Regions from separate parts of the Homo sapiens genome. Here region 1 is linked to region 2. The links are chromatin loops, found by intact Hi-C in ENCODE. Cell type or tissue: CD4-positive, alpha-beta T cell. All regions are shown on one strand. Links, peaks and the distances in the headings refer to the core of each region. The heading gives the core; the rest is flanking DNA. Region 1 holds the start of PRB2 (proline rich protein BstNI subfamily 2). Region 2 has its middle 32 kb from the start of PRB4.

Region 1 (12,533 bases), core at 1,538-9,537, 55 kb before region 2:
TAACTCATTAAGAAGTAGGATTGGGAAATGCTTGTAAACTGAGTACCAGGTGGTAGAATTGAAACAAACTTCCCATGTAACACTTTTAGTTTTTGCTCCATTCCAAAGATAACAGGAGGTAAATGGTTAAAGATCCCCCAAAGCTGTTGCACACCTTTAGGGAGACTTAGATTTCAGGTGTTTATTCAGTTGAGTCTTAGGCTGTGGAAGCAAACTGGACGTGTCCTCATGAGCTACCACCATATTCTCTCTTCTTCCCAAGAGTGTACTCAGCTAAGCGAACAAGATGCCTGGGGGAGAAGGGTACAAAATAGGGGCAGAGTTTCAGAGTCTCACTTAGTAAGTCTGTTGTAGAATCCCTCCCAAGGAAAACCAAAGAGCCTGAATAAAGAAAGAATACAAAAATCTGTGGCCTTCCCTGATGTTCCAGTCATGGACTCTTCAGAATAAACAACAGTGGTATGTCCCAGAAATCAGGGAAGGAATGTCTTCATTTAAAGAGAAAACCTCTGGGGAAATCACTCTTCCTATTAAAAATCAAAGAACCTCCATGAATTGGTAATTGCCACAGTCAGCACCATCTCTGGATACACAGATGTGGAGATAGATGGATCCAGGACACCAGCAGAAATGCCCAAATGGATTAGGGCCATGAAGCTGCCCTTGCTTTTATAGTCAAACATGAGAATTGTCCTTACCCCGCCGTAAATTGTAAAGAAAAGAAAACATTGCTAACATTGACCATTCCTTCCATGCTTAAAGGTAGAAACACTACAAATACTAAGGGAAGGTGCCATTGTGCAGGGAGTATGTTCTTCAAGGGAAAAACTAGTGGAAGAGCAAGAATCTATAGCTGTACCTCATTTCAATAGGCCCTTCAGTCACCACTACAGTACACTCTTTAGATTCCTCCATGTATAATCTGCAATGGCACAGTACATTTACAGCAGTGCAGGAAGATAGCCATTATTTGTAGACATAAGAATCAGATTATTTAGAAATTTGCTTCTATAGGTATTCCCAAGTCTTCTTTTCAGAAAAAAATTCAGATATCCCTCAAATGATTGGAGTTTGTTTTAGGGAGGAGAAGGTCTTGAAATCTTATGATCCCCATGGGTCAGTGGAAGACAGAAAAATACATAAAGGCTTGAGTAAAGGAGTCGGCATAAAGAAGACCACTGCTATTTCATGAACCTTCTAAATCTCTGTATTCTGTTCACTCTAAACAGGATCTTGGGAAGGGCCTGTGCACATGAAGGACCCCAAAGTTCAAGCTTCAGAAGCTTTGTAGATCATTCCAATCTGACAAAAACCGTATGTCAATGTTGTTAGGTTGACTAGTTAAATAAGCCTTTAATTGCTCAATAAAAATGTACAAAGGCATGTTTCCATCAAGAAAATTCAAATATAGACAAAAGCTTAGCTAAAAAGTAAGGTTAGCAAAAATGTAAGATAAATACAAACTCTTTTATGTATCATATCATAAAATTCTGTTTCTATGTCTGTTTACTAGAAGGCACAAAAGTTTTTTTTTTTTTTTTTTAATAATATGGAGAGATTTGCTTTGGCAATTCCAAAGATGGATAAGTAATAGACTTGAAACAATGTACATTTGTTTTTAAAAAATTATATTTGTTAGTATATTAGAGTATAAAAATGTATTCAATATTTAAGATTGTTGCCAGATGTTTACTCAATAATGTTGTAAAAAATAACCATGTGATTATCAAGTCATGGTCATGTTACATTTAATGCAGCCAGGAAAGAAAAGACAGTGGCATATTCTTCTGATAAAATTAGGAACACAGGTAACAGCAGTCTGCCTTGTAAAGTCACTTGAATACACTTATATAGAAAGAGTCATAAACAAAAAGATCATCTGTAGAACCTGCTATAAACTGTGATAAGGAATTTATCTCTATACTCAGGGTATTGGAATGCACAGTGCATTGAACACATGGACTGATTTCTGCCCTTTCCCAATGTCCCAACAAAATTACAATAAAGAAGCACAGCAGAAATTAATACCCAAGATTGAGGAGAATGAAAGAAGAGATGACAATAAACAACAAATGTAAACAAAACTGTGGAATTGGAATGACAAATAGAAAAATAACAGAGTTTGTGATTGAGCAAAGCCAAAATCAGACATGAAGAGGGGACTGTTGTGCAATTTTTGCCAGAACACCTGGAAAATTTGTCCTATTTGAATATAGCATTTTCATGTGCAGAAATTTACATGTATGTACATTTTAGTGCATATTCTGCATCAAAGTTTGATCATTCTTCTTCAACTGAATCCTGTGCATTTCTTGCTATTTGATCCTAGGTATTTTACATTGTTCTCATGAATAAGGTCATTGTCTCATTTCTCTCTCTCTGTCTCTCTCTCTGTCTGTCTCCTTCATTTCTTTTTCTTATGCTGTTCCCTATGAAGTGTATGTGTTAGGGAAAGTCACTCAATCACATTAAGATTTTATCTCTAACTTTGAAAAGTGAACATAAATGCAAAAAATCCTCAAAGTGCTATTGTAAGTACTAGAAGAGCTAAGGCATCAGAAACATCACTATGCAAGATAGAAAGGAATGATCCATATATCTTTAGCTATGTAGCCATGCATGTGTTGAAATATAATATACGATATAGGTAGCAAATGGGTCACTGAAACAAACTCGGTTATTGAATATTGTTTAGAGACAGTTTTGATCCAATCATTTTTAAAATGAATGTTCTATCTCTGTCTCACAGCATGGACATCCTCACAGCATGTGTCAGGTTCCATAAAGAACAATTTGGAATTGCATGGCATTTCTATGATACAGACTCAAAAGTCACAAAGTATCACTTCTGATATAATCTACTGGTCATGGCAGTAATGAAGTTCTACCCAAGCTCCAAGGAGGTAAAAGCAGACCTCAGCCCTTCAAGAGAGGAGATCAAGGTACCATTGTAAGAAGAAAACATTGGATGAATGATTCTGTCGTGATCATATTTTAAAAACAATTTCCAAGATGATAAATATGCATACATGTGGACTTCAAAATCAATGAAATACAGTAATAATTCGTGGTTCTTAAGCAGAGGAGACAACATCTTTTGAAAGAGATAGGTACAGGTTTATGGGTTTAATAAATGAGTCATTGATTAATCACTTTAATGAAATTCCTATCATCTTACCGACTTTGTACATGATCAGAAAAATATGAGGGTGACATACATTGCTTTGTATTTCTTATGAGATAAGTTGTGATTGTACTTCTCTATGAACTGATAGGATGTTTAACTGAAAGCTGAAGAATACACTCTGACATTGTGATAACAGTGGTGTGATGAGGCTACAGACACTTGACCTTAGGCTGATGACCAATGCCTTCTATGGCCCCAATCACTGAGGGTGGAACACCAGCTCTGGGGCCAGGACACAGGTGACATCTTCATGCAGAAGACTGAAAGTTATGTAAGTGGTATATAGTTTATCCTTTCTTAGACAACTCTCTGACCAGGCTCCCTCTTGGATTTCTAGAATTTTAGATCCATTGTGATTAGAAGGATCAAATTTAGTCAATTTAAAAGGGCATACACAAATTTTGTCAATGCTAATACGCCACCCAAGAAAAATGCATGTAGCATGGATTAAGGAAGGACATACAGGATCTACATTGACAGGGTTTTGTAATTAGAAAAAAAAAGGAATTAATTCCTCTGAGTGTCTTTATATAAATGCAAGCGGTAAAGCGGAAGACTAGAATATGTTTAAATGGGATTATGATTTCAAACAAACATGTTTACTCAGGAAAATATATTTTTAGTCACATTAGCTGTTAACGTCTCAGGAAAATTTAACCTTGACAATATTCTAAGAGAAACTTGTTTTTGTTCTCTGAATCTCATTTCCTTTCACTTTCTTTTAGAGAAATGAATGAATGAAGAGCAAGTAACCACTGGAGCACAGTAGGCAAGAACTCAGATCTGAGAACTGACTGCCTTCCATTCCACTTACTACCTTTATATGAACCTAGACACGCACCTAAATTACCTCATCTACAAAATTAAGATAATAATAATCATCACACCTCCCTAATATGATGGTTCTGAACATTGAATATCATATAGTAAATGCTGAAGAAATGTTTTCTATTATAATCAGCCTTTGCTAGGATAAATGGAAAGAATATAAATATGCTCAAATAATTGTGAAATATATATATATTAGAGAGCATCAACATCAAATAAAAATGTAAAGATGAAGATCCTACTAGTGTAACCAAAGTTTTTAGAAAAGTCAAAGCAACGCTGAATTCTCAAACACAACTGTGTTATCAGAATGGTTGGTTTACCCAATGAACACAGTAAGTTGAGGAGGATTTGGCTTTCTGTTCCATTCACAGAGCTTCCGCGTCTTCAAAAAGAGGGAGATGTGTGGGTGTGAGAGAGCTGAGGCATGAAGTTTGGATCTTATTACAAGTGCAGAAGAAAATCCTAAGAGCATTTGAAGCACAAAAGTGTTATGATCTAATTCCTACTTTTCAATGATCACTGTGACTGATGTGAGGGGAATGGATATGGGATGTGCTGGGGTAGGAATGTTACCAAGAGCAGCTGAGGATATTAAACTTCTTCAGGAGAGAGCATCATGGCCTGAACTATCACCTTCTAGTAAAGATTATGCAAGTTGTTGTATTTGGGATGAGTGTTGAAAGTGGAAGCAACTCGATTTGCTAAAGGGCAGTGCCTGAAGGGAGTGAGGAGTTTTGAACCACTGAACACTTGACTTAGAAAAGGTTGGGAGCTGTTATGAGAGCTGAACTGTGTTCCTAAAATTTCATATGTTGAAGACTGTTCCTTCTGGACCTGAGAATATGAACATGGATATTAGAAGGCAAGTGGAGTGCTGAGGGCTGCCACTCACATATAGGTGCCCAAGCTCCTGCTGCAGTCCTGCTTCTCTCTTCCACCCACATTCAGTCACAGACGGTATCCCTTTCCACATTTCCATCACCTCTTTTTTGTTTTGTCTGGTGAGTGCATAGCTTATATTTATGCTTTCCTGAAAAACTTTACTCATTGCTGACACTGGAGAAGACCAGGGAAAGGGCCTGAAATGAGTGACCTTTAGGGGCATTTCTGTTCTCTTCCTGTACTCTCCTGCCAAGGGGAAGTCTGTCTTGCATCAGGCTGTAGCAACCTCAGTTGGTGACATAATCAGGCAATGTCATCCGTGCCTCTTTGTTGCTCCTTGTCTCTGACATTCCTTTGCTACCTGATGGTCTAGCTTAAGCCAGCTAGGCAGGATTGTTCATTTCCATTTCCTATGGAAAACAGTGTCTGTGAGACCAGAGACACAAATCTCAACAAAGCACTGGGATCTGCTGGGACCAAGCAACTACTCCCTGCCTAAGATAAAACTCATGAAGCTCAGCTAGAACCAATCCACTTTCCATAGAGCCAGAAAGAACTGCCAATTAGTAATGTATTCCCCTTTGAAGTATGTCTATATTTATGCCAGGGAAAATACCAATCTGCCTGGTTCCCCTGCAAGGGCAAAGTTATGCATAGCAAAGCCTTTTGTATTAGGAAGTCTCCCTGTACTAATATCCGCAACTCTTCAGAAGGGCCAGACCAGACCCTCATGTGCACAGCACAGGATCCACTCATCCACAACGGTCAAGAGGCCTGTCTTTAGGATTTACTGTCACATACCCTCTCTACCCCCATCATACCTCCCACCAATCTGTTCTCAAATTAACACCAGCCATGCACAAAATGTGAACAATTACACAAGACACACAGAAGGTCTAAGTGGTAAATGGCAGCTGTTGATACTGACTAACCTGTATATTCCATGAACTGATGAGCAGGGATTTACCAGATATAAGAGAAGAACCAGCAGCTAAAAGAAGTGCTAACAATGCAGGACTCTGAGAGGGCTTTTTGGAAACACAACATTTATTGTGAAATTACACAGACAGGAATGAAAAAAGATGGTGAGGAGTATATATCCTATTACTTAAAAGATTAAATAAAGGAAATCTCACCAAATTCATGGGGAAAAGCCAGCTACATAATAAAAGATACACATAATGAGCTTGACTCAGAAAATAAAATATGTAAAAGAAGTACTAGAAAGAACGTGGGGAGGAATGCATATCAGAATATTGTAGAAAAATACTCGTGGAAGAAGAATCTGAGAAAACAGGTAACACAAATACTGACTAAACCAATAAAACCAATAGAATGCAATTGAGGGTTTGATGGTGGTATCTGATTATCTTATTTGAATGTAGAATTGTGGCCACTTAATTATCAGTGGTAAGAATTCGATATAATTCCTAAAAGAAATGAAGCAGTGGGTGAATTTTATAGAATATTCTAGAGAAAGGGAAGAGCATGAAGGAAATTTTAGCAACATGACATCGCATGGCTCCCTCACAGAACTATGTATTCAGTTTTCTCAGGTCTAGAAATTTCCTGGTGGTTTCTGTGTCCATTTTGCGTTAATAACCTCTAAAATTACTTTAGAATACAAAATTTTAGACTTCCTGTGTTGTACAGGACCAAGCCTTGCCTCAGCTGAGTGAGATCCACAGAAACTTGAACAATAGCCCTATCCTGAGCAGGCTGCGGGGCAGCTTTCTGTCATCTATGTGTGCACAGAAGTGTGCTGTCCTCACACATCTCATAGATAGCAGAAACCATCTCTATCACATCAAAAATTGAGCTAAATATGAAAATATCTGTACACACACATCACAAGAGATGGAAATAGGGCATAATAATATCCAGAGATATTGACCATCTTCACTGCTGGTTGTAGCATCGCTGCTCACACACACATAAACAGAAATAAATAGCACAGTGGAAAGTGGATGATAGTCTTACCTAAAAGATTGAAACTCTAATGATATCTAAAGTTCAGTGATGACACAGTGCTGATGGCTTGGACACAGTTCCTTCAAAACCATTGTTCAAGTCATAGTTGTACCTTTTGGAAATAAGACACTAACAACATATCCTATCCAACTCATCTCTCTGGGCTAGAGTCTCAAAGAAAAATAAAGGAAACACCTGACCTGCAGTGAGCAAAGCAGAAGCCAGTCTCTGAGGTGGTGAGGCCCACCCAGTGTGGAGCTCAAAGGTGCCATTGTTCTTCTCCTCTTTATAAAGGGAGTTGCCACGTTCCTCCCAGCACAGAGTTGGGAGTGACTCCAGAGCCTCCTGCAAGATGCTGTTGATTCTGCTGTCAGTGGCCTTGCTGGCCCTGAGCTCAGCTCAGAACTTAAATGAAGGTAAAACAGAAGGGGGAGAAGATGTGGTGACTCTGCTTGGGGCTTAGGAGGTGATAATGGTAATTACGGGGAAGAGAGGAGAATGAAAACACAGATGGGGCTGCAGAGTTTTCATGCCTAGGATCAGGAGACTTGTTGTGCCCTCATTCCACAATAAGAGTTTCTAATTTATTTAATGTACAATGAAATCCAATAAAGAATTTGTTCCAGGGGAATGAGAAGGTAAGATTTGCATTTATAGATAGAACTGTGCTGTGAAGGATGCAGTAGAGAATGCAAGGCAGATTCATGGAAGTCCAGCTGTGAAGATCCTAAACTGATCTCAGTAAGTACACAGGGATGATGGTGGCCTTGCTGTACAGTGCATCAGCATCGATGACGGCGATAGACACACACAGTATCAGAGATACTGCAGAGACAGAGAATTGGATGGAACACTTGTCTCTGTTTAACTAGAGATACAGAAATATCAGAGCCAATCATTGTCATTTTTCTCTCCCTTACACGCAGTATTTCAATGTGCTGGGAGTGGTATGGGTAAGATTGTATTGAAATGATTACTTCTGGTTACCCCAATTGAGAAAGCATGTGTACATAAGCAATGTATTTATAGGAGATGGAGGGCATAAGAACACCAAAATATCACATTGAAGTACCTGGCATTTGTGAACTAAATTAGCATTAAGTCTTGAGGGATGCTAGGGAGGGAAAAAAGGGGCTCTTCTATGTTGAGTTCATGGCTGTTGCTCTGTCATAACAACCCTGCCTCCCCTTACACCTTCCTCCCCTTCCAGCAGCTTCACAGATGGTGGCTGATGAGTTAACTTAGGGGATGCATGGGGTGTGGTGAGAAGTCTGTTTTCCCTGTAGAACACTTGTGAGTCTTGTAAGGTTCAAGATGTAACTGTTCCCATCATCCTGTGCTTCTCTTCTAGATGTCAGCCAGGAAGAATCTCCCTCCCTAATAGCAGGTAAATCCCGATTCATTCTCAATCTGTTCTGACTGTCTTTTTCTGCTTATGAATGGATCAGTTCTCCAGTGTCTTCTTATCAAAACTTTCCTTTCGGGAATTGATTAATGTTAGTGCTCCTAATAATATAGGCACTCTTCATGCAACCTTGATTCTGGGCATCATGAGCAGGCCACCAAATTGAACGGCAGAGATGCTTGGCTTAGATGACAGCAGGAGTGGGTTACCTCATCCCCCTGGCCAGGAGTGCCTGCTGGGAGATGACAGACAAATGGGCAGCATCCTCATTCTGTCTCCTCTTTATAATGAGAGGCCCTCAACTGCTTTGTTCTTCCCTGGCGCTCCACTCCAGAGTTCTATGTCTTCACTGAAATGCAAAGAAATTAATGTCTTGGTCTCATTTTTGTGTGTTTCCCCACTCAGCTTGTTACCCAAACTGATAAAAATTTACTGCAACTATTCAGGGAATCTTGTATGGGCTTTTACTCTGTCTTTCTCTTCTCTCTTTGTTCTCCAGGAAATCCACAAGGAGCACCCCCACAAGGAGGCAACAAACCTCAAGGTCCCCCATCTCCTCCAGGAAAGCCACAAGGACCACCCCCACAAGGAGGCAACCAGCCTCAAGGTCCCCCACCTCCTCCAGGAAAGCCACAAGGACCACCCCCACAAGGAGGCAACAAACCTCAAGGTCCCCCACCTCCAGGAAAGCCACAAGGACCACCCCCACAAGGAGACAAGTCCCGAAGTCCCCGATCTCCTCCAGGAAAGCCACAAGGACCACCCCCACAAGGAGGCAACCAGCCTCAAGGTCCTCCACCTCCTCCAGGAAAGCCACAAGGACCACCCCCACAAGGAGGCAACAAACCTCAAGGTCCCCCACCTCCAGGAAAGCCACAAGGACCACCCCCACAAGGAGACAACAAGTCCCGAAGTTCTCGATCTCCTCCAGGAAAGCCACAAGGACCACCCCCACAAGGAGGCAACCAGCCCCAAGGTCCCCCACCTCCTCCAGGAAAGCCACAAGGACCACCCCCACAAGGAGGCAACAAACCTCAAGGTCCCCCACCTCCAGGAAAGCCACAAGGACCACCCCCACAAGGAGACAACAAGTCCCAAAGTGCCCGATCTCCTCCAGGAAAGCCACAAGGACCACCCCCACAAGGAGGCAACCAGCCCCAAGGTCCCCCACCTCCTCCAGGAAAGCCACAAGGACCACCCCCACAAGGAGGCAACAAACCTCAAGGTCCCCCACCTCCAGGAAAGCCACAAGGACCACCCCCACAAGGAGGCAGCAAGTCCCGAAGTTCTCGATCTCCTCCAGGAAAGCCACAAGGACCACCCCCACAAGGAGGCAACCAGCCTCAAGGTCCCCCACCTCCTCCAGGAAAGCCACAAGGACCACCCCCACAAGGAGGCAACAAACCTCAAGGTCCCCCACCTCCAGGAAAGCCACAAGGACCACCCCCACAAGGAGGCAGCAAGTCCCGAAGTGCCCGATCTCCTCCAGGAAAGCCACAAGGACCACCCCAACAAGAAGGCAACAATCCTCAAGGTCCCCCACCTCCAGCAGGAGGCAATCCCCAGCAGCCTCAGGCACCTCCTGCTGGACAGCCCCAGGGACCACCACGCCCTCCTCAAGGGGGCAGACCTTCCAGACCTCCCCAGTGACAGCCTCCCCAGTCATCTAGGATTCAATGACAGGTATGATTCCAGTTTATTCTTCACCAAGTGCTCTAATTGCTACAGCTCTCCAGCTTTATTGTGCCAATGAATCAGCTAAAAGCCCATTGGCATTGTATAGTCCCAGATCCCATTTCTAAAGATTTGTATTGACATATTCTGGAAATGGGTAACAAGATCCTATATTTGTAACAAACTCTTTAAGGAATTCTGATGTTGAGAAACAAAATTCCAAATAATCTGTCTTAAGTTGTGTTGGCAACAAGGAAGTAGTACCATGTTCTCTCTGGCGCTCTGTTTTCTGTGCACAAACTGAGAGACCTCCCATTTAAAGTTTTCACCTGAGCACTGTTTGCTCAGTCCTGCCTCACACCAGCCTCTTGAGTCCAGTATTCCTGCCAAGTGGTCCCTGAACTTTCAGCAGCTAAATGGTGTCTCATTTTTCAAATTCTTACTGTTCAATAAGTACATGATTAAGCTAACAAAAAATATCTAATGCAATGGAAAAATATGAATCTAAATTTAAAGGCATGACTCATCCTACCTGCCTCCCCTCCTTCAGAAAACTGCCACTGTTAACTTTATGGCATCTTCTGTTTGAAATATTTATGTGTACATAGACTACTAGAATATTTTTCCCCCAGAACTAATACCATAATTTATATTCAGGTACATATGTTAGTCATTTAAAAAATACATTTCTTTGAAAATTTCCACATACGTCTATGAAGCTAAGTAGATCTCTTCAGTGGTTATCTGTTTGTTTTTACCATTTTATACTACTCCATTATGTGGCTGCACCGTGATTTCTTTAACCAATCTGTGTCACTGGACACTGAGGGTGGTTTCAGCTTCTCACTGTTATAAAATATGTTCCAGTTCCCATCTGTGTAAATATATCTGTGAACAAATTCAGCAGCAAGTAATAATAAGCTAAGAATGATCTTCTGTCTTCATCACGTAAGGAACAATTTGGAGCACATTTTGTGCAAGGGCATCCAAAGAGTGAACACACAAAAAATTAGGGAGGAAACACAGGAGGTAGAAGGGATAGGGGGAGAGAGGATGGGCTCTCATGTACTGTAGTGCAGTAAGACCAGTGAGGAATTCGACATTTCCTGCCATGTCAAGTCTGGTCTATGAACTTCCTTGTTTGTTTGTTTCAGGAAGTGAATAAGAAGATGAGAGTGATTCAAATGATTCAAATGCCATGACATTGGAAAAAGGTCATCATAGCTCTAACTTCTGTATACCAATAAAATAATTAGCTTGCAATTTCTGATTGTGGTGTCTGTTTCTCAATATTTGTGAATGTGGGATCTGAGGACCAAGAGAAGACATTACACGAATATCTAGGAACCCTTTTCCTTGATGCTCCGGGAAGTTTCCCTCCTCCTTAATCCTAATTTAGCCAGCTGCCATGCAAAAAGGTTTTACTGTTTCTCTACTTCCCTGACTTCTATTTTTTTTCCTCCAAGATGGAGCTTTTTTCACCCAGGCTGGAGTGCAGTGGCACGATCTCGGCTCACTGCCTTCTGCATCTCCTGGGTTCAAGCTATTCTCCTGCCTCAGCCTTCTAAGTATCTGTGATTATAGATGCCCACCATCATGCACAGCTAATTTTTGTATTTTTAGTAGAAACGGGGTTTCACCATGTTGGCCAGGCTAGTCTCCAACTCCTGACCTCAGGTGATCCGCTTTCCTCGGCCTCTGAAACTTCCAGGATTATAGGTGCGAGCCACCATGCCTGGCCCTTCCATGACTTCTACAGCATAAATTGAAATTTTAAAATTATTTTCTGATTGTTTACTGATATTCCAGTGATCTTAAGGACAGAAAACACAACAAATGCAAAAAAGTCACAGAAGCTGAAAGAGATCCTTATAATTTCTAAGAAGCTGAGTTTGGTTTCAAGGGAATGAATATGGGTCTATGCTTCTTATCCCCAGAACCCTCTCTATCTCATTGACCCTATTTTAACAGTGATCACTTCTCTCCCTTCCTATTTTCCTCATCTTTCTTCAACGAAACCTGAATGGACTTCATTAAAGAGACAGCATGATTTTAAGAAGCAAAAATTTTGGACACTCTCAGGTTTTAATTAAGACCTAACTGTTTTTCTTACTATCTCTGGAGTCTTAAAAGTTTACTTAGACTCTCAGGGCTTCAAATTCCTCATCTAAAATGAGAATAATCATAACAACTACCTTAGAGTATGGAAACTAATGAGATAACATATATACCAAAAACATTGCAGAGACTGGCATGTCTGCTTCTCAAGCAAGGAAGGTTCAATATTAGAAAACTGCCCCTGTGCCCACCGATAGCCTCAGATAATTCACTAAGAAGTCGGAAAAATCCGAACAGAATGATCTCACCATAACCACCACTAAGTTGAGCAACCCAGTTGCAGCCCTGGTCTCTGGCTTCTCTCCTATTATCATAGGTGAAGCATTCCTACCCCTATCTCTCACCTTCCCACTTGATTCTGAACCACATTGCCCAATCAAGGATTTTGCTTCTGCATGTGACCCTTTTGTCTTGTGATTGTTACATCTATGCTCTATGGGATTACTTCAATCAGCAAAAGCCTGC
Region 2 (12,533 bases), core at 1,821-9,820:
TTGAAGTATATATATATACAATAGTGTAAGTCACAAACTGAAATGGCAGAAATTTACTTTCAATAACCATTTTCATTTCATGTAATTGTTAATAATTTACAGCCATTTTGTTTACTTTATATTTATACTCATTTTGATTGTTTTCTTTCTTTCTATCTTCTGTGGATTCCTTGAAAAGGTTTTTTGATTCCATTTACGTTGATCTGCAATGTTTTTGAGTGTCATTCTGTATACAGCATTTTTAGTGGTTGCTCTGGGTATTACATTACACATACATAGTTTGTCACAGTCTAGTGGTGTGCTCTTTTTACCCTCCGGGGGCGAAATATGAAAACTTTATATCCCTGTTATTTACCGACCTCTGTTTGTAATATAATCATCTTAAATATATCTCTACGTGCATTTAGCAAAAACAGTACGTTTTATAATTTTTGCTTCAACATGACATTATTGTCTTTCAGTTTTGTAGCTCAGGATTCTGAATCGGGTCTCACTTGGTTAAATCCATGTGTCAAGGCTGAGTTTATTTCTAGGGGCACCAGAGAAGAATGTTATTTTTTGCCTCATTCCCTAGATCTCTTTCCTCCTTAATATTAGCAATAGCCAGTTGAGCAATTTGAAACTCCTGCAGAAAATTTGAGAAAAAAAGGAAAATGTTTTGTGTTTACTTACTTTTTCCCCATTTTCTGTTGCTTTTTTTCTTTTCTTTTTTTGCTTCATTCTTGCTGTTCCAGAAATTCCTCTTCTATACTTTTTTTCTGTTTAGAGTACTTGCTTGAGCCATTTTAAAAAAATTGGTTTGTTGGAAACAAATTCTGTTAGGATTTTTCTTTTCATTCTTCTGAGAATGACTGGATTTCTTTCTCCTTATTGAAGGATAGTTTTATTGGACATAAACCTCTGGTTGGCAATTTTTTTCTTTCAGCACTTCAAATATTTGAGCTACATTCTTCTGTTGTTTTCTGCTTTCTGGTAGTAACGCCACAGATATTCACATTGTGTTTTTCCTATACGCATGGTATTATTTCTTTCTATCTGCCTTTAAAACATTTTCTTTGTTTTAATTTTCAGAAATTTGACTACAATGTTGCTGGGCATAGATTTCCTTGGATATATTTTGGTTGGGATTTGCTCAATTTCTTGCATCTGCAGGTTTATGCCCATTGCAAGTTTGGGGGGTTCAGCCTTTCTCTTTGAGTCCTTTTTCAATACCATCCTCGTTTTTCTCTTTTTCTGAAACTCAGACTGCATGATTATCACATCATTTGTTACAGCCTTTCTTATTTGTGACACAAACAAAATTTTTTTTGACTATTTAATCCTGTGTTGTTCAGAGTATATAATTCCTATTAATGCAAACTCAAGAACGCTATGTCCTCCATCATTTTCTTTCTGCTGTTGATCACACATAATGAATTTTAAAAAATTTATACATTATATATCACAGTTCTAAAATTTCTATTTTATCTTATATGCTTTATTTTTCTCTGCTGAGAAGTTTTTTCTTTTATTTTGAGAGTGTACACATTGACCTCTTAAAGGATGGCTATAACAGCTGCTTTAAAGTCTCATCATTTCAATATCCAATTTGCTTCGAAGTTGTTGTCTCTTGATTGTTTCATTCCTTAATAATTGTTCAATTGTTTCTGGTTTTTTAAAGTATATTGGGTGATTTTCTATTTTGTCTTGCACATATGCATTTCCTCTGTTTGCAATACAGAAAAGTTTCAAAAAGGCAAGCTTTGGACATTGGAGGGAAGAGACACTAGTGCTACATTGTAATCCACTGGGTGGTTCAAATGCCAGAAGGGTTTGTCCCACTAACATTTTTCTACTTGGAGCTTGTGCCTGGAGGTTTCTCTCTGTCTCTAATGAGGTAATGTTATAAATATTTAATATCATACCATACATTCAAATGTAAAAACTACAAAAAACTGTGCGAATGTGTCCCAAGAGCCCAATTTACAAAGTCTTTCTGTCTTTTTTCTTTTGTGTACTGTTGACTCAAACCACATCAGTTGGTCAGGTACTTCTTTTTTCTTTTCTTCCTACAGGAACACCAGAGGTTGACACCTGCTTATTAGAAGCTATCACAGTAGTCAGGTGGCTCTGCTGTCTTCTGATTGGGGATTGACGGAGTGCAGGACAATGAGGCTTAGGTAAAAAGAATATCTACTAGCCTGGCATGGTGGCTCATGCCTCTAATTCCACTACTTTTGAAGGCTGAGGTGTGAGAACTTCTTGATGCCAAGAATCCCAGATCAGCTTGGGCAACATAGTAAGACCCTCTGTCTTTACAAAAAATTACCAATTTATCGTATCTCAGTGGGTGTGCCTGTAGTCCTAGCGACTTAGGATGGTTAGATGGAAGGATTACTTGAGCCCAGGAGATTGAGGCTGCAGTGAGCCAGGATTGTGCCACTGCACTCTAGCTTAAGCTATAGAGCAAGTCCCAGTATTTAAAAAGAAAAAGAAAAAAAAGAATGACTAGAGCTACCAAAAAGGCTTTTCTTCCTTAGCTTTTTCCCAGATTCACCGTTCTTTAAAGTGCATCTCCCAGTGTCTAGAGAGGACACAGATTTGGTTTCTCTTCCTTTCTTTCTTCTCACATGCTCCTGTGGCTACATCCTGTGGCTCTCGGTATGCCTTCCCCACTCTCAAAGAACCAAGTACAGTGGTGGTTTGAGCAGTTATAAGCAATTTGAGTCCTTACCCTACTTGATATCTTGCAATATGTTGGGATGAGTGTATAGGACCTTTGGTCCTCCTTGGGTCAGTGAGATCTCAGGCCCAGCCTGAATGCTTAACAGAATTGAGATCGGAGTAGGGGAAAAGAAGTAATAAAGGAGATATGGACTAAGTGTCTTCATGCAAGTAAGCAAGACACATTTGCTTTCAAATTCAAGTAGTGCAGACACTGCTCAAGGCTCAGCTGAATAAACATCAGAATTATACATTTCCCCAATGAACTGTAACAGCTTTGGGGGATCTTTGATCTTTCTATCTCTTGTTATCTGTGGAAGAGAGTCAAAATTAAAGTCTCATTTGTGAAGTGTGTTTTAATTCTAACACCTGATACTCAGGTTTCAACCATTTCCCAATCCCAATCATTAATGAGCAACATAAAGGGAGAATATTGAGAATATTTATTGACCAATCTTCATACGTTTTTGTCAGCATGGCCGGTATTTGTATGTCTTTTTTACATTATTAACTGAAGAATACTGGATGCCCTTTACAGACATTATGACATCATGAAATGAAAAGAAAACCAAGGGAACCAAATTAGGATTGTAATGTGAATCATTAATGATTTTCCATCAGAACTCTCACACAATGGCCCTGTTTGATGAGAGAAATGAGCAGGAGCACTGTTGTGGTGAAGGACTCTGCTGAAGCTTCCCCAGGCATTTCTCTACTAAAGCTTGGGCTTTCTGACCCTATTCTCAGAATAAGCAGATATTGTCATTCTTTTGCCCTCCAGAAAGTCAACCAGCAAAATGCCTCGTGCTTCCCAATAAACTCTTGCCATGACATGACCTTTGCACTTTTCTTATCCACTTTTGCCTTGACTGGACTTTCCACCTCTTGATAGCTATTGCTTTGACGTATTTGTTTTCAGGATTGTACTGGTAAAGACAGGTTGCATCTCCTGTTAGAATTCCTTGAAGAAATGCTTCAAGATCTTCATCCCCCTTATTTAAAATTTCATGGAAAGGTCTGCTCCTGTCTGTAGCTTATATTTTTGCTATAGTTTTGGCATCCATTGAGTGAAAAATTTACTCAACATTAATTACTCAATTCGAATCAGGTAAGGGGAACCAATTGAGAATTTTGTAGTGTTGGCTCTTGTTTGTACCGAGAATTATTGGTACAAAAATTCATCTTGTACCAATTTTATCCATGCAATTTGATATGAATCCTCTGTGTCTATGGGCTTTAGGTTCAACCTTGTCTTATCCCTTCTTGAAATGAGTTACCTACTTGTGAACTGCCAATTTTTAGGGCCATTATCCCTACCAGTGTTTCAGAAAGCATCATTGATTTCACCTTCTTGTACCCAAGCTTCACCATGAAGTTCACGTTTATACTCTTTTTAATTTTAGAAGAATTCATGATGCTCTCATAGGGGAACTTTTGAACTTGCTCTTATTTTTCTTGATGACTCAAGTAGCTCCTGTTCAGACATGTTAGAGCATGTCAATATGAGTTTATTTTGGTGCAAAAATTGGAATCTATTCTTTTTTAAATATAACATACTTTTTCCATGAACATTTTACAGTCCCAATGCATTACAGAAAGGCTTTCTAATACAATAAAATTTGCTACACATAAATTTGATTTTTCCAGGTGACTCGGTACATTGATTTTTTGTTTTTTTCCTGGCATATACAGGGTGAGGAATTCTTTTTGTTTGGATTTCTTGTGAGATATGAATAAAAATGTTGGTCACTTTAAATGGTATCCACAGTTTAGCCAATGTCTCCTGAGAAAAGTGTGTGTAAGCATGCATAAAAAGCACTTCATGATCCTGATTGCCAGTGATTTTTTCATTTATAAAAAAGAAGAAAGTGGCTGGGGGTGGTGGCTCATGCCTGTAATCCCAGCACTTTGGGAGGCTAAGGCGGGTGTATCACGAGGTCAGGAGTTCAAGATCAGCTAGGCCAAGATGGTGAAACCTGTCTCTGCTAAAACTAAAAAAATGAGCCAGGCCTAGTGACAGGTGCCTGTAATCCAAGCTACTTAGGAGGCTGAGGCAAGAGAATCGCTTGAAACCAGGTGGCAGAAGTTGCAGTGAACAGAGACTGTGCCACTGCACTGCAGCCTGGGTGACAGAGGGAGACTTCAGAAAAAAAAAAAAAAAAAAGAAGAAGAAGAAATTAATCATGTGCATGACTAAATACACAAAGATGAAGAAAAGGGGAATGTAGAAGCCTGTGTAATGTGCTTATGATTTAGAAACAACTTTAAGAAAATAGTTTTGTTTGTTTTTTTTTTTCACTTCACCTGGTCATGTCTTAAGAAAAGCTTTACTTCAAGCAGGTCCTAAAACCAGTACCTGAGTTTCTTGTCTGGATCTAATTTCTTCTCACTTTCTTGAAAATAAACAAATATGTTCATAAATGCAAAGAGCAGTGGAGCAAAGGAGGCAAGAACTGAGGCTCTGGAGACTACCGCCATCTACACCACTTACTAACTTTATAACTATCTTGGCATGTGCTTCCATCATCTCATCTATAAAATGAAGCTTGTAATAAAAATTATTACTACCTGAAAAGATGGTTCTGAAGATTATATGGCACATAGTCAATGCTTGGTAAATATTTCCTATTATAGTCTATCATGTTACAATAGGCTTGTAGAATATGAATGTGCTAATATAATTGTGAAAGTTATGTTTATGAAGACTCTACTGTAAGTCAGCATATGAGAACCACTATCATAATAGGGTAGCCAGAATTTTTAGAAAAACCTAAGCAAAGTACACTTCTCAGAGACAATTGTGTTGAATTGTTAACTGTATCATCATAATGCTTAGTTGATTAAATGGGCACACAGAGGAACTCCCCTCAGACCACAGGGACTAAATGCAATTCACTCACTATCAGCACAACTCTGTCCATGTTCAACTTCTGGGCAAACCACTCTTTAGTTGTTCTAGACAAACCAGCGCATTGTAAAGTTGAAGAAAATTCTTCTTTCAGTTCCATGCATAGAGCTTCCCAGTCTTTGAGAATGACACGTGAGTACGAAGAAACTTAGGTGTGAACTTTACAAGATCTTACTAAAAGGAAAATCAGGAAAACTTAGAGGATATGAAGGAAGAAGGTAATATTTAATATTTATTATTAAAAGATCACACTGGCTATTGTGAGGAGAAGTGATATGGAATGTGGTGGGAGCAGGAAGGTTACAAGGGCAGCTAGGGGCTGTTCTAGTCCTCCAGGAGAGAGGGTCATGCCCCCACTAGAGCCTTATATTAGAGATTATGGAAAGGGTCATCTTGGGATGTGTTTTATAGTGGAGCCCACTGTATTTGCTTATATGCAGTGCTTGGTGTGGAGTGAAAAGTAAAAAGTGACTCCTATGTTCTTGAGAACTCTGTAAAAAATGTTATTGTTTTAGTAAAGATTAGGAGGTATCATGGGCTGCATTGTTTTTACCCAAATTTGTATGTTGAAATCCTATCCCTGTACCTCAGAATATGATTGTGTTTGGAAAGAATTTCTTTTTATAGAGGTACCTAAATGAAAATTAGGCTATTAAGATGGTCCCAATCTAATCAGACTCCTGTTGTTATAAGAAAGGAACTTTTGGTCACATGGAGGGACACCAGGGGTGCATGTGTACAGAGAAACCCATGTGTGAAGACAAAACAAAAAAATAGCCAAGTCAAAGGGAAGAAGAGACATCTTAGAAGAACTGAACCTGTTAACACCTTGATCATGGGCTGTGAGTCCCCAGAACTGTGAGAAAATCAATTTCTGTTGTTAAATTACACAATGTGTGGTATTTTTTCAGGAGAGACATAACAAATTATGTCAGGGGAGAGCAGTTTTAAGACGCAGAAATCAAGACTCTTGTTTGAGACAATATATGTTTGCATCCATACTAGAAGGCAAGTGGATTGTTGAGAGCTTCAGCTGACTGAAACATGCCTGAGCTCTTGCTGCAGACCTGCTCCTTTCTTTGACCCACCCTCACTCACTGATAGAGTCTCTTTCGGCTCTTCTGTCACCTCCGTTTATTTGTATGTGAAGAGTTCATAGCTGATATTTATTCTTCCCTAATACACTAATCTCTTTCACTCATTGCTGACCTAGGAAAATGTCAGAGAAAGGGCCTGAGCTGAGTGATATTTGAAGGCAATGCCTCCTGTCTTCCTGTACTCACCAAGCCAAGGCAGAGTCTTTCTTTCACCAGGACTACCACTTCTACAGCAACCTATGCAATGAGGGAAGGCTGCAAAGCACTCCCGTCTGCTCCTTCCCTCTGATCATCCTTTCCTACTTGAAGGTCTACTGTAAGTCACTAGGCAGGACCATTTATCTCCAGTTTCTCTGTCCAAATGGAGTGTGTAGAAACCAATGACCATCATTCCAATAACATTAGCATGCCTGCTAGGCCAAGCAAATACTCTATGTCCCCCATAAAGCATATAAAGTCAAACTGCAACTGTTTTATTATTGGATAGCCAAAGAAGAATTTCTAACTGGTAATATATTTCCTCTTTAGCAAACATCCCTAATATTCTAGAGGAGTGGGGGAGGAAAACAACAATCTGCCTGATCACCAGCCGATGGCAGAGAAATCTGCAACAAACTTCATTGTATGAGGAGGCCTTCCAATAATATAAGGGGTATCCAAACTGTTTTTGGAAAATACATATTATTTTTTAAAAGTTTGCATTGATATAAACATTTTTTGTACAAAAGTACATTTGTACTAACTTGTTACATGTCTGAACAAGATCTAGTTCAGTTACTAACATGATTGAGAAAGCAGTTTGAAAACAGCTTCTATCAGAGCAACAAAAATTCCACTAAAATTTTAGGAAGAACAAATATCAAGTTTATGGTGAAGCTTGGGTGGAGAGATGGTGACATCACTGATGCATTAGGAAATATTTGTGGCCAAGTAAATCGGACCTTCACAAATGGATAACTCACTTTAAGAAGCAATGAGAGGAGATCCTTCCAAGATGGCCGAATAGGAACAACTCCAGTCTACAGCTCCCAGTGTGAGTGACGCAGAAGACAGGTGATTTCTGCATTTCCAACTAAGGCACCAAGTTCATCTCACTGGGACTGGTTAGACAGTGGGTGCAGCCCATAGAGTGTGAGCTGAAGCAGGGCGGGGCATTGCCTCACCAGGGAAGTGCAAGGGGTCAGGGAATTCCCTTTCCTAGCCAAGGGAAGCCATGAGAGACAGTACCTGGAAAATTGGGACACTATTGCCCTAATACTGCGCTTTTACATGGTCTTAGCCAACGGCACACCAGGAGATTATATCTTGTGTCTGGCTCAGTGGGTCCCATGCCCACAGAGCCTTGCTCACTGCTAGCACAGCAGTCCTAGATCAAACTGGGAGGTGGCAGTGAGGCTGGGGGATGGGCAGCCACCATTGCTGAGGCTTGACTAGGTAAACAAAGAGGCTCGGAAGCTCAAACGGGGTGGAGCCCACTGCAGCTCAATGAGGCCTGCCTGCCTCTGTAGACTCCACTTCTGGGAGCAAGGCACAGGTGAACAAAAGGCAGGAGAAACTTCTGAAGTCTTAAATGTCCCTGTCTGACAGCTTTGAAGAGAGTAGTTGTTCTCCCAGCACAGAGTTCGAGGGCTCAGAATGGACACATTGCCTCCTCCAGTGGGTCCCTGACCACCGAGTAGCCTAACTGGGAGACATCTCCCAGTAGGGGCCGACTGACACTTCATACAACCAGGTGCCCATCTGGGACAAAGCTTCCAGTGGAAGGATCAGGCAGCAACATTTGCTGTTCTGCAATATTTGCTGCTCTGCAGCCTCTGCTGGTGATACCCAGGCAAACAGGGTCTGGAGTGGACCTCCATCAAACTCCAGTAGAACTGCAGCTCAGGGTCCTGACTGTGAGAAGGAAAACTAACAAACAGAATGGAATAGCATCAACATCAACAAAAACAACATCTGCACCAAAACCCCATCTGTACATCACCATCATCAAAGACCAAAGGTAGATAAAACCACAAAGATGGGGAGAAACCAGAGAAGAAAAGCTGAAAATTCTAAAAACCGAGCATCTCTTCTCCTCCAAAGGATCGCAGCTCCTTGCCAGCAATGGAACAAAGCTGGACAGAAAATGACTTTGACAAGTTGACAGAAGTAGGCTTCAGAAGAATGGTAATAACAAACTTCCCTGAGCTAAAGGAGGATGTTTGAACCCATCACAATGAAGCTAAAAACCTTGAAAAAAGATGAGAAGAATGGCTACCTAGAATAAACAGCATAGAGAAGACCTTAAATGAACTGATGGAGCTGAAAACCATGGCACGAGAACTACATGACACATCCACAAGCTTCAGTGGCTGATTTGATCAAGTGGAAGAAAGGTTATCAGTGATGGAAGACCAAATGGAAGAAATGAAGTGAGAAGAAAGCTTAGAGAAAAAAGAGTAAAAAGAAACAAAGCCTCCAAGAAATATGGGACTATGTGAAAAGACCAAATCTACATTTGATTGGTGTATCCGAAAGTGATGGGGAGAATGGAACCAAGTTGAAAAACACTCTGCAGGATATTATCCAGGAGAACTTCCTCAACATAGTAAGGCAGGCCAATATTCAAATTCAGGAAATACAGAGAACGCCACAGAGATACCCCTCGAGAAGAGCAACCCCAAGACACATAATTGTCAGATTCACCAAGGTTGAAATGAAAGAAAAAATGTTAAGGGCAGCCAGAGAGAAAGGTCAGGTTACCCACAAAGGGAAGCCCATCAGACTAACAGCTGATCTCTCGGCAGGAATTCTACAAGCCAGAAGAGAGTGGGGACCAATATTCAACATTCTTAAAGAGAAGGATTTTCAACCCAGAATTTCATATCCAGCCAAACTAAGCTTCATAAGTGAAGGAGAAATAAAATCCTTTACAGGCAAGCAAATGCTGAGAGATTTTGTCACCACCAGGCTTGCCTTACAAGAGCTCTTGAAGGAAGCACTAAACATGGAAAGGAACAACCGGTACCAGCAACAGCAAAAACATGCCAAATTGTAAAGACTATCATTACCAGGAAGAAACTGCATCAACTAATGTGCAAAATAACCAGCTAACATCATAATGACAGGATCAAATTCACACATAACAATATTAACCTTAAATGTAAATGGGATAAATGCTGCAATTAAAAGACACAGACTGGCAAATTGGATAGAGTCAAGACCCATCAATGTGCTGTATTCAGGAGACCCATCTCATGTGCAGACACACATAGGTTCAAAATAAAGGGATGGAGGAAGATCTACCAAGTAAATGGAAAACAAAAAACGCAGGGGTTGCAATCCTAGTCTCTGATAAAACAGACTTTAACCAACAAAGATCAAAAGAAACAAAGAAGGCCATTACATAATGGTAAAGGGATCAATTCAACAAGAAGAGCTAACTATCTTAAATATGTATGCACCCAATACAGGAGCACTCAGATTCATAAAGCAAGTCCTTAGAGACCTACAAAGAGACTTAAACTCCCACACAATAATAATAGGAGACTTAACACCCCTCTGTCAACATTAGACAGATCAACAAGACAGAAAGTTAACAAGGATATCCAGGACTTGACCTCAACTCTGCACCAAGCAGGCCTAATAGACATCTACAGATCTTTCCACCCTAAATCAACAGAATATACATTCTTCTCAGCACCACACCACACTTATTCCAAAATTGACCACATAGTTGGAGGTAAAGCACTCCTCAGCAAATGTAAAAGAACAGAAATCATAAAAAACTGTCTCTCAGACCACAGTGCAATCAAATTAGAACTCAGGATAAAAAACTCACTCAAAACCACACAACTACACGCAAACTGAACAACCTGTTCCTGAATGATTACTGGGTACATAACGAAATGAAGGCAGAAATAATGATGTTCTTTGAAGCCAATGAGAACGAAGACACACTGTACCAGAATCTCTGGGACACATTTAAAGCAGTGTGGAGAGGGCAATTTATAGCACTAAATCACAGGAGAAAGCAGGAAAGATCTAAAATCCGTACCCTGACATCACAATGAAAAGAAATAGAGAAGCAAGAGCAAACACATTCAAAAGCTAGCAGAAGGCAAGAAGTAACTAAGATCAGAGCAGAACTGAAGGAGATAGAGACAGAAAAAACCCTTCAAAAAATAGTTGAATCCAGGAGCTGGTTTTTTGAAAAGATCAACAAAATTGACAGACTGCTAGCAAGACTAATAAAGAAGAAAAGAGAAGAATCAAATAGATGCAATAAAAAATGATAAAGGGGATATCACCACCGATCCCACAGAAATACAAACTACCATCAGAGAATACTATAAACACCTCTATGAAAATAAACTAGAACATCTAGAAGAAATGGATAAATTCCTGGACACATACACCCTCTCAAGACTAAACCAGGAAGGAGTTGAATCCTGAATAGACCAATAACAGGCTCTGAAATTGAGGTAATAATTAATAGCCTACCAACCAGAAAGAAGTCCAGGGCCAGATGGATTCCCAGCCGAATTCTATGAGAGTTACAAACAGGAGCTGGTCCCATTCCTTCTGAAACTATTCCAATCAATAGAAAAAGAGGGAATTCTCCTTAACTCATTTTTTTGAGGCTAGTATCATCCTGATACCAAAGCCTGGGAGAGGCGAAACAAAAAAGGAAATTTTAGACGAATATCCCTGATGAACATAGAAGCAAAAATCCTCAATAAAATACTGGCAAACCGAATGCAGCAGCACATCAAAAAGCTTATCCACCATGATCAAGAGGGCTTCATCCCTGGGATGCAAGGCCGGTTCAACATACTCAAATCAATAAACATAATCCATCATATAAACAGAACCAAAGATAAAAACCACATGATTATCTCAATAGATGCAGAAAAGGCCTTTGACAAAATTCAGCAGCCCTTCATGCTAAAAACTCTCAATAAACCAGGTATTGATGGGGTGTATCTCAAAATAATGAGTTATTTATGACAAACCCACAGCCAATATCATACTGAATGGGCAAAAACTGGAAGTATTCCCTTTGAAAACTGGCACAAGACAGGGATGCCCTTTCTCACCACTCCTATTTAATATGGTGTTGGAAGTTCTGGCCAGGGCAATCAGGCAGGAGAAAGAAATAAAGGGTATTCCACTAGGAAAAGAGGAAGTCAAATTGTCCCTGTTTGCAGATGACATGATTGTATATTTAGAAAACCCCATCGTCTCAGCCCAAAATCTCCTTAAGCTGATAAGCAACTTTAGCAAAGTCTCAGGATACAAAATCAATGTGCAAAAATCACAAGCATTCCTATACACCAATAACAGACAAACAGAGAGCCAAATCATGAGTGAATTCCCCTTCACAATTGCTTCAGAGAATAAAATCCCTAGGAATCCAACTTACAAGGGATGTGAAGGACCTCTTCAAGGATAACTACAAACCACTGCTCAACAAAATAAAAGAGGACACAAATAAATGGAAGAACATTTCATGCTCATGGATAGGAAGAATCAATATTGTGAAAATGGCCATGCTGCCCAAGGTAATTTATAGATTCAATGCCATCCCCATCAAGCTACCAATGACTTTCTTCACAGAATTGGAAAAAACTACTTTAAAGTTCATATGGAAAAAAAATGAGCCCACATTGCCAAGAGAATCCTAAGGCAAAAGAACAAAGCTGGAGGCATCACACTACCTGACCTCAAACTATACTACAAGGCTACAGTAACCAAAACAGCATGGTACTGGTACCAAAACAGAGATATAGACCAATGGAACAGAACAGAGCCCTCAGAAATAATACCAGACATCTACAACCATC

What was found. A loop is a pair of places that touch in the nucleus more often than their neighbours do. Peaks named below come from ENCODE experiments on the same cell type or tissue, not always from the same donor. Only the 100,000 strongest peaks of a DNase experiment are listed, where the experiment ranks them.
Region 1: a loop joins it to region 2, with 2.4 times the contacts of the local background. A loop is called at or near these places in 11 of 110 quality-filtered maps.

What each region holds. Positions count from the first base shown.
Region 1 is chr12:11,390,220-11,402,752 of GRCh38, reverse strand. It overlaps PRB2 (proline rich protein BstNI subfamily 2), which reads left to right and starts at 7,186. Exons shown (of 4, transcript NM_006248.4): 1 at 7,186-7,287; 2 at 8,223-8,258; 3 at 8,776-9,959; 4 at 11,105-11,213. The coding sequence starts at 7,224. The coding sequence ends at 9,926. LOC124902878 (a long non-coding RNA gene) reads left to right here and starts at 2,865. Exons shown (of 3, transcript XR_007063211.1): 1 at 2,865-2,942; 2 at 3,276-3,458; 3 at 3,913-4,116. In CD4-positive, alpha-beta T cell, for the core only: no CTCF peak of the experiment used is centred there; no DNase peak of the experiment used is centred there.
Region 2 is chr12:11,335,713-11,348,245 of GRCh38, reverse strand. No RefSeq gene overlaps it. Among named protein-coding and RNA genes, the nearest start is that of PRB4, 32 kb to the right of the region's middle. In CD4-positive, alpha-beta T cell, for the core only: no CTCF peak of the experiment used is centred there; no DNase peak of the experiment used is centred there.